Regions from separate parts of the Homo sapiens genome. Here region 1 is linked to region 2. Evidence: chromatin contacts called from ENCODE Hi-C or POLR2A ChIA-PET data. All regions are on one chromosome and are shown on one strand. Each heading gives the region's core, a stretch centred on a gene start or an enhancer-like site at or near the end of the contact. The rest is flanking DNA. Distances are from core to core; before and after follow the strand shown.

Region 1 (4,491 bases), core at 1,389-3,888, 130 kb after region 2:
CTTCTCCAGCATAATATAAATGCATACCTCCATATCGCTTCTGCCCAAGTGGCTCTCCACTCCTTACCTCCTCTTTCTGAAGGCTCACCCAGGATGACACAAAAGCACCACTCAAGAATAGTTTCAGACACAATGAAATTTAACTCCTTGTTCAGAAAAGAAACATTCTCCTAAAGGACACAATCCACAGAAATATATCTCCATCCTCAATGGAGACAAATTTTCATAGTTTAACTCCTCAAAGTCTTAATTGTCTGAATTCCAAATTGGGTCCTGCTCAATTTCTCTTAAGTGTCCAACACAGTGATTATTTTTCGAAATAGTAATTTTCTCAAAAACTAAACCATAAACTCTACATTTAGAGACACGAAAACACTCTTCTCACTTCAAATTGGCAGTTTTCCCTCCTCATGGGCATCAAAGTTTCCAAAAATATCTCGGGGCCCAATTTCAGCAGAGCACCAACTTTCTAGCATATGTTGCTCAGTCACTGTCTAGATTCTAGAATGTAAGCCAAACCTTTGTGATGGGTGGAAAATTCCCTCTAGTCTGAATCAGCAGAGCTTCTCTCTCTGCCTCCACCCCCTTGTCACTCAAGGACATTGCAATGATCTACATTTGCTCTTTCTGGGTATTCGTACTGTGTGTAGACCTTTGCTGCTTAATCAGCTTTCAACCAATAGATTCATGTCAGTGAACTGACAGGTCAACCCAAAGGAGGAGAGAATGTACCTTGTTTCACGAAAGATCATCTTTTCTTCTTGCATACCGGTTATCTATTATTATTTGCCTACAAAAATAATTATTGCTCTTCTTCACGATCCTCCAACTGTTCTGATCTGTGGTAACTATGAAAATGCACCTTTCAGATTTCTGCCTGTGGGCACCCTTGGCTGCTGTGCTCTGAAATCATCATTGTATTTGAGCCAAATTCGTGCTTCCTACAGGCTGCTTTTAGCCAATGACTGAGCAATATAGGGATACTAAGGCAGACCTGCTTCTGAGAGTCACAGAGCTCCTCTGATAGGCAACTTTGACTCTAAGATTTCCCAATATTTGCCAAACTTTCTTAGAGCTAAACTGAAGTCTAGGGTGATTCTCCCAATTCTCTTCCTTTTTTTCACTCATCCAACCAGGTCAGGCCTGGGTTGTGCAGTCTGACGGTTCTCCTGGCCTTCATTTTCTACCCCCTACCTACCTTATTTTTCTCTCACAGACATTGCCCCTAACAAACCTCTTTTTCCTCTATCCTATCTTGAAGCCTGACTCTTGGAGGACCCAAGTCAACACCAATGGTACTGATGTTGAGAAATGGGCTGAGAAAACAGGTGACAAAGTAGGAATTTGGGACTGGCTCACTCACCACCTGGCAGGTGAAGGGTTGTCATCCTGGTTGGCAGGCAGGGCACAGATAGTATTTGGCACAAGGTGGTAGTGGCTCAGTGGCTCAAGACTTCACTCATGATGACCTGGAAAAATATCCTGGTGAAGTAAAATGCTGTAGCAAATATGATGATGCAGGCATTTAAAATGCATGGGGAGGGTGGATGGTGCCTACAAATAAACATTTTTAGGATTATTAGTCAGAAGCAGAGATAATACTGATATCTAGAGATTCAAAGCATGGTTATGGTCCCCTCCACCTCCACTAGTGTGGTGGTCTACAGGGCCAGGTAATAAACGAGTTGGCTAAAATTTCACCCACTGGATTCAGGAATCGACTCAGTGGTCATTTCCCAAGTTCCTGAGAATATCATTGGAATTGGCTTAGCATTTGGAATAACTCCCACATTCGGTCCTTGGGCTATCATAGGGGAAGAGGTTAAGTGGAAACCTCTGAAACTGTCCCCAAACCCTAGCCAAGATAATAAATTAAAAAAACAGTATCGCCAGGCACAGTGTCCCATGCCTGTAATCCCAGCAGTTTGGGAGGCCGAGGCAGGCGGATCACCTGAGGTCGGGAGTTCAAGACCAGCCTGACCAACATGGAGAAACCTCTTCTCTACTAAAAATACAAAAATTAGCCAGGCGTGGTGGCACGTGCCTGTAATCCCAGGTACTCAGGAGGCTGAGGCAGGAGAACTGCTTGAACCCGGGAGGCAGAGGTTGCAGTGAGCTGAGATGGCGCCACTGCACACCAGCCTGGGTGACAGAACGAGACTCTGTCTCAAAACAAACAAACAAGCAAGCAAACAAACAAACAAATACTATCATATCCCATGAGATGGTAGAAATGATTGCTACAATTAAAAACTTAAATGATGCAGGAGTAGTAATCACTCCATTTCTGTTTAACTCACCAATGTGGTCCGTGCAGAAACCAGCTGGGTCCTGGAGAATAACTGTGTACTATTACAGACTTAATCAAGTAGTAAACCTGATGATTATAGTTACTGTGCCAGATGTGATACTGTGCTAAGCAGATTAATAAAACTTCAGGTACCTAGTTTTTAGCCATTGATTTGGACAACATATTCTTTTCCATTCCAATTAGGAAAGAAGATCAGAAAAGGTTTGAATTCAGATGAAATAGACAATAATATTGATCTCCGATTTTGTCTTGGGGCTATGGTAACACTCTTACCCTTTGCCATAATTTTGTCTGAAAAGGTCTGAATCACCTATGAGTCCCTCAGAACACCACCCTGATTCATCACATCAATAAAATCATGATGACTGGACAAAAGAGGAAGAGGTGGCCAGTATGCTAGAAGCCTTGGTTAGATACATGCTCCAAAGGGTGGAAGATGAACTCTACAAAGACTCAGGACCTGCTAGTACAGTGAAATATTTAGGAGTCCACTGGCCATTACCTCCAAAGTAAAAGACAAATTGCTGAATCTGTGAACAAACATGGGAGGGGGCATGAAGTGTGAAGATTTTTTGTATTGTCCCTTAATGTTCAGCAAATAGCAACTACCATGAAAAAAGTACTCAACAGATAAGTAGACAAAATGACTCACCCAGTTGATTTTAGTCATCCCAGAACTGACACAGTGGGTACGTGAATGAAGTAGCCCCAGTGGCAGGCATGGAGGCTATATATATATGGGCCCAACAGCATGGTCTACCACATACTGAGACAGACATAGCTACTGCTGTCTCTGAGTGGCCAGCTTGTCAGAACCAAAATCAGTGCTAAGCCCCCAATAACATACTTCTGACCTGTTTTCTCCTTGCCTTCTGTGAAGTATCTGTCACACCCTTTATGAGATGGGAGTGGAACAGAGGTGAGCTCATGGAAAGGTACCTACTCTTGTGACTCCTCTACCGGCTGTCTCAAGTTACCAGACAAATGGATGATTCAACATGCTGGTGGGAAAAGAAAAATACCAATTTTTCCATTCAAGGTTAGTTACTTCAAGAAAAAGAAATGACATAAAATGTGGAGATTGTCCATGAGAAAAGTGAAAAAATTAAAATAATAGACCATTAAAAGAATCCTAACCCGCAGGGGGAAAAAAAAACTAATAAAAAGATCAGATCAGTTTCTTCCAAAAAAAAAAGGCTAAATGAGACTGGTAATATAAAGAACAATGCTATACAAGGAAAGGCAATTTTCAAAAAGTAAGAAGGTATCACAGAAGCACATGTGTTAAATGTATCAACTAAAATTTAGACATGTCAAAAAAAAACTCAAGAAGTATACTTGAGTATCTTGAGGGACTCAAAAATGAATACTAGAAGACTCTAAAATCACTAAATGGTAGAGTCCAGTTGAAATATAATAAGCCCAAATTTAATGTCTTGCTTTAGGAGGATCAGGGGATTCCCAAGCCACATTTTGCTTCTGCAAAAACAAATTAGAGGAATTAGATCAAATTGTGATCATGCTTAGGTCATCTACAACGAATTAGCTAACCATTTATAGAACGACTCCTTAGAAACAGATATTTTTCCAATATTTCGCCACTTTTATTAATATTAAAGTTCTTACCAAAGGCCATAGCTACTCCTTATGGTGCCTTTGTAAGAAATAGAAAAAGATGTTCCCTTGGGAATTTCAGCTTCCACTCTCCCTTGTGAAGGGGCAACCTTATTCCACTCACATACCCACTCAGCAAATAAAACTACCACCTACCCCACATAGAAAACTGAGACCAAGAGTGGCAAACTCCTTCAGCTTCTGTCTTCCCCTTTGATTTACCTCTATCTTTGCGTGTTTTCTGCTGTGTGATTCTTTCCACACATACCCCATCCTCCTCTCCTTTTCTATCCTCCAGGTTCCAGCCATACCCCATTTACACGCTCACCCCTTTAGTCCTGCACTTTCTATGTTTTGTCTTCCTCAGCCTTCAAGGAGACATAAGTCTCCTTACTTTAAAAACACAAAAGTTTTCCCTCCACAAACTTGTTGAAAAAGCACTGCTCCTCTTTATCCTCCCTTGCTCACCTGTCATTTACTCCTCCACGCTCTGCACTATTGTATTACATCTCACCCCTCGATTCAAAGACACAAAAAGGTCACTTTGACTCACTAAATCACAATAA
Region 2 (4,310 bases), core at 550-3,049:
AGAGACGGGGTTTCGCCGTTTTAGCCGGGATGGTCTCGATCTCCTGACCTCGTGATCCTCCCGCCTCGGCCTCCCAAAGTGCTGGGATTACAGGCGTGAGCCACCGCGCCCGGCCGGCATTTTTCTTGTTGCTCTGGAATTGACAACTGGAATCCAAAGCTGAGGCAAAGAAGTGTCAAGGAGCAAACAATTAAGAAAAGTAAATGAATGGGGATCAGGAATCCCTTTCAGGGCTGGTTAAGAAGTGGCTGAACTTCCTCTGCTTCCCTAATCTTCATCTCTACCACCTGCTTCCAGTCCATATAAACAGATCGGGGCAAGAGGAGAGACTGTTGGTGAGTCATCTGCTTCCTTGGGGGGGCTGCAGAGTGAGGAGGTGCTTTTCCTGCTCCCTCCTCACTCACCAATTTGATGTCTGCTTATACGTAGACGGCCTGGCCCACCTCTGTCCAATGTGACAAGTAGAAAAGAGAATTGGAAGGAGGCAGAGAGAAAGGGTAGAGTGCTGCAGCTCCCATGCCTACCATTTAGCATTTGGTGATGGAAGTGTGATTTCACAGATCAAAGGAACGCATAGAAAGCAGCCAGCCTTGAGCCTGTCTCACCCATATCCCACCCAAGAGAACTGGCTGCCAGGAAAGTGGACCCTGGTAACAACAACAACAATAAAAACCAGTGGGGTGAATCACCAAGGGTAGGAGCAGATGGTAGAGACTGTGAAGTGGGAGGCATCTGTGGGGCTTCTGGAAAATTCACATAAGCATCAGTGAGGAAGCCAGTATTTGGATGTCTGCCACCAGCTGCCAGCCCTGGCCAGGCAGGTGAGAAACACTTGTCTGTCTCTCCTGTTCCTCCTCACTAGTCCACACAGATGGGAGGACTGCACAGAATAGAGGAGGATGCTGCCGGAGCAGGTGTGCTACTCCACACCCTGAGTCCCTCTGGTGGGGGCTGGCCAGGGCTGGCGGAGTGGACATTGGTCATTGCATTGGACCCAGACGGAAGCTTTAAATTGGACTTGCGAAAGGAAAATATCTTGGGCTTCCAAAATCACTAAGGAAAACTCAAGCTGGAAACTGCTTAGGGCAAACGTGTCTCGCATTCTATTCGCAGTCTCCCCTCTGCTCACTGAGATAGATTCATATCTGACTTGCCTCCTTTGGAAAGGCTAATCAGAAATCCAGAAGAATGTAACCGTTTGTGTATCAGCTATCTGTGACCTGGAAGCTCCCTCCCCGCTTCGAGTCTTCCTGCCTTTACTTCAAGTCGTCCTGCCTTTCCAGATGGAACCAATGTACTTCTTACATATGTTGATTGATGTCTCATGTCTCCCTAAAATGTATAAAACCAAGCTGTGCCCCGACCACATTGGGCACATGTCTTCAGGACTTCCTGAGGCTGTGTCATGGGTGCATCCTCAACCTTGGCAAAATAAACTTTCTAAATTAACCGAGCCCTGTCTCAGACCTTCAGCGTTCACAGACTATACCGAATCGGGCTGTTAATCTTTGAAAGTGACTGGAACCCTAGAGATCTAACCAAGATATTGTCAGGGAACTCAGCAGAGAGATCGTGAACATGGCAGAACTGAAGGCAAGTGACTGTAGAAAAATAAATTATTTCACGCCTGTACTTCCTACGAACAAGGATTGTTTAGTAAACTAGATGTGGTAGCCACGATTTTCATGATCAACAGAGTGGCAACAGGCAAGACTGAATGATGGGGCTTTGGGGAATTGCACTGGCGATGAATCACCCTGAGATTATGCAGGTGGGGTTTCCCCTGAAGGGACTGGAACTGCTCACTGCCAGCTGTCCTCAGAAGAGGTCAGTCATGGGGCGGGAAATCAGAATGCTGGGACTAGAGTCAGTCTGACTGGATTTCCCAGGAAAGGTGACTGTTGAGTCCCCAGGGCACTTCCTCCTGGAGGGGGAAGGACCTGTGCCTGGCACTGACTTATTCTCTGTTTTCTGTTTCCTTTCCATTGTCCCTGAACCTTTATTGTGATCTGATCAGTGTCTCAAATATTTTGACTTCTGATGTCCTGAGAGGAATTAAGGGGAAAGGTCCACAACCAACCCCTGAGGCAAAGCAGAGGAGGGTTATGACTTCTGTCCTCAGGCCACAGCAGTGGTGGCAGCCACAGGCACCAGCTGAGAACAGCTTTGCCCCAGAGGGACCAGTTTCTGAATACACATGACAGAGCACCTTGAGAGAGTCTCAAGATTCTTTAGCAGAACAGGGGACACTGGGAGTAGGGGCAGAGGGCACTCATTTTTGTCAATAAAACTAGTGTGAGTCAAACTACGATGGCTTCAGTTACACTATAAATAGAATTATCAAACAAGGGGACAAGCTCCTTGTCCCTACAAGTGCTTAAAAAATAAATATTTTTCTTTTAAGGAGTTTTCTAATGGTGTTCCTATGACATTAATTTATTAAACATTTAACATACTTTGCACTTACTGTATATCAAGCATTGTGCTAGGTTCCTTACATACAATTTCTATTAATAACCTGGTTTTGTAGTTGAGGAAACAGAAGCTTACAAAGTGAAATAAGTTGCCTTAGGTCTTGCAAATAATCAGTAGTAGAGACCCCCAAAGGTGAGCACACTAGAATACACCAGCCTAGTCGGGGAGGATGACCATCATGGAAAACCACTCACTGATGGAGATGTGCACAAATTGTTTTGGGCGCATATGACTTAGTGTTATGGGAAAGGGAAGAATAGAGGGAGTGGTCAGAGAAGGTATCTTTTTTTTTTTTTTTCTTGAGACAGAGTCTTGCTCTGTTGCCCAGGCTGGAGAGCAGTGGTGTTCAATCTTGGCTCACTGCAGCCTCCCCAGGTTCAAGTGATTCTCATGCCTCAGGCTCCTGAGTAGCTGGGATTACAGGTGTGTGCCATCATACCCGGTTAATTTTTGTGTTTTTAGTAGAGACGGGCTTTCACCATGTTGTCCAGGCTAGTCTTGAACTCCTGGCCTCAAGTGATCCTCCCACTTTGGCCTCTGAAGGTGCTGGGATTACAGGTGTGAGCCACTTCCCAGGCCCATTCAAGGCTTTTTAAAAGACGTGTCTCCAAGGCTGAGTCTTAAAGATGTGCAAGCAGTTAAAAGAAGAAGGAGGAAGCCTCCTGGGGGCAGGTGAGAGGAGGCTGACACTCCAGACGAAAGGGCCAGCCAAGTGATTCTCACAGAGATAGATCAATAAATATTAAGTTGAATGACAACATGGGCAAAGTCACCTAATCAAGACACCACATAGCTCTGGGGTGACAGGAGGAGACTCCATGCCTGTCAGGATGAAGTGCAGAGGGCGAGGCCAGGGAATGCCGGTGAGGCTGCAGATAGCACAGGTGGCCGTGCGCCAGAGGGAGAAGAAGCAACTGTGTGGACGGCAGAAATGTCTGGAGGTTGTTTTCTGAGAGTGGATCTTGGAATCTAAGATTTCTGAAGTGGAGCACTTCCAGATGAGAGGATCCATGGAGTGATGGCTGGCAATGCTGCCTGAAATGAACAAGTGCTAAGGGTCATTGGAATTAGAGGAATGTCCCAACATTTTGAGGCTATATAGTTTCCTTTCAACACTAAGAATCTATAATTCTATTAATTACCTGGCTTTTCTTGAAATGAATGGATTTGTAAAATGCTTTGGTGTCATACAAAAACAGGTTGCCTAATTAAAAGTTGCTATTGTACTCAGCTTTTCACAAATACACTGCCAGGGTGTTACAATCAAAGCCTGTGATTTTTATGATAGTGCCAATTAAGCTTTTCAGTTTTGTGATGTGTGGACAGAGTATTTATTTGTGATTCTAATACCCTGTGGACCAGTTCACTGGTTTGCATGCAACTGTCAAGCTCAGAGATGTATCACTTGTAAGAAACAAAGGTCCAGTTAGCTTCGAGGATATAGGTAAGCAGCTTAGTCAGAAGCCTCTGAGAGCCTGCCTTATCAGCCACCAAAGACATTTTCAGTGTTTGTAGAAATCTTGACACACTTGCACTAGTCCCATGCATCCTCTCTTTAGACATCTTCCTGGTGCTTGAGTGTGATATTATTATGTGTGTGTGTGTGTGTGTGTGTATTATTATCCATATATATTGGTTTTCGCCCATAGTTCCTGGCTTCTAACTCCCATAGCCCTCGTTACAATGCTGGGTACTTCTGGCCTCAGATTCAGGCTTCAGAAAATAGAACCTCTGTCTCTGACATTGTATTTTTAGTAGAGACGGGGTTTCACCATGTTGGTCAGGCTGGTCTCGAACTCCTGACCTCGTGATCCACCTGCCTCAGTCTCCCAAAG

Evidence for each region. Hi-C counts contacts between places; a loop is a spot of excess contacts on that map. ChIA-PET counts read pairs that join two places held with the same protein, here RNA polymerase II (POLR2A). Pooled maps may share reads with other maps.
Region 1: a loop to region 2 is called in a pooled map, with 9 times the contacts of the local background. The contact joins two enhancer-like sites. A Hi-C loop is called at or near these places in 11 of 50 pooled maps. POLR2A ChIA-PET finds 5 or more read pairs at or near these places in 3 of 52 experiments (AG04450, activated CD4-positive, alpha-beta T cell and activated T-cell).

What each region holds. Positions count from the first base shown.
Region 1 is chr2:190,841,398-190,845,888 of GRCh38, forward strand. No RefSeq gene overlaps it. Among named protein-coding and RNA genes, the nearest start is that of GLS, 37 kb to the right of the region's middle. RefSeq lists an enhancer at 1,928-3,127. Within about 2 kb of position 2,639, at least 4 of the 41 ENCODE cell types and tissues checked have a DNase peak (open chromatin) inside an H3K27ac peak, as active enhancers do.
Region 2 is chr2:190,717,157-190,721,466 of GRCh38, forward strand. No RefSeq gene overlaps it. Among named protein-coding and RNA genes, the nearest start is that of NAB1, 70 kb to the left of the region's middle. Within about 2 kb of position 1,800, at least 5 of the 41 ENCODE cell types and tissues checked have a DNase peak (open chromatin) inside an H3K27ac peak, as active enhancers do.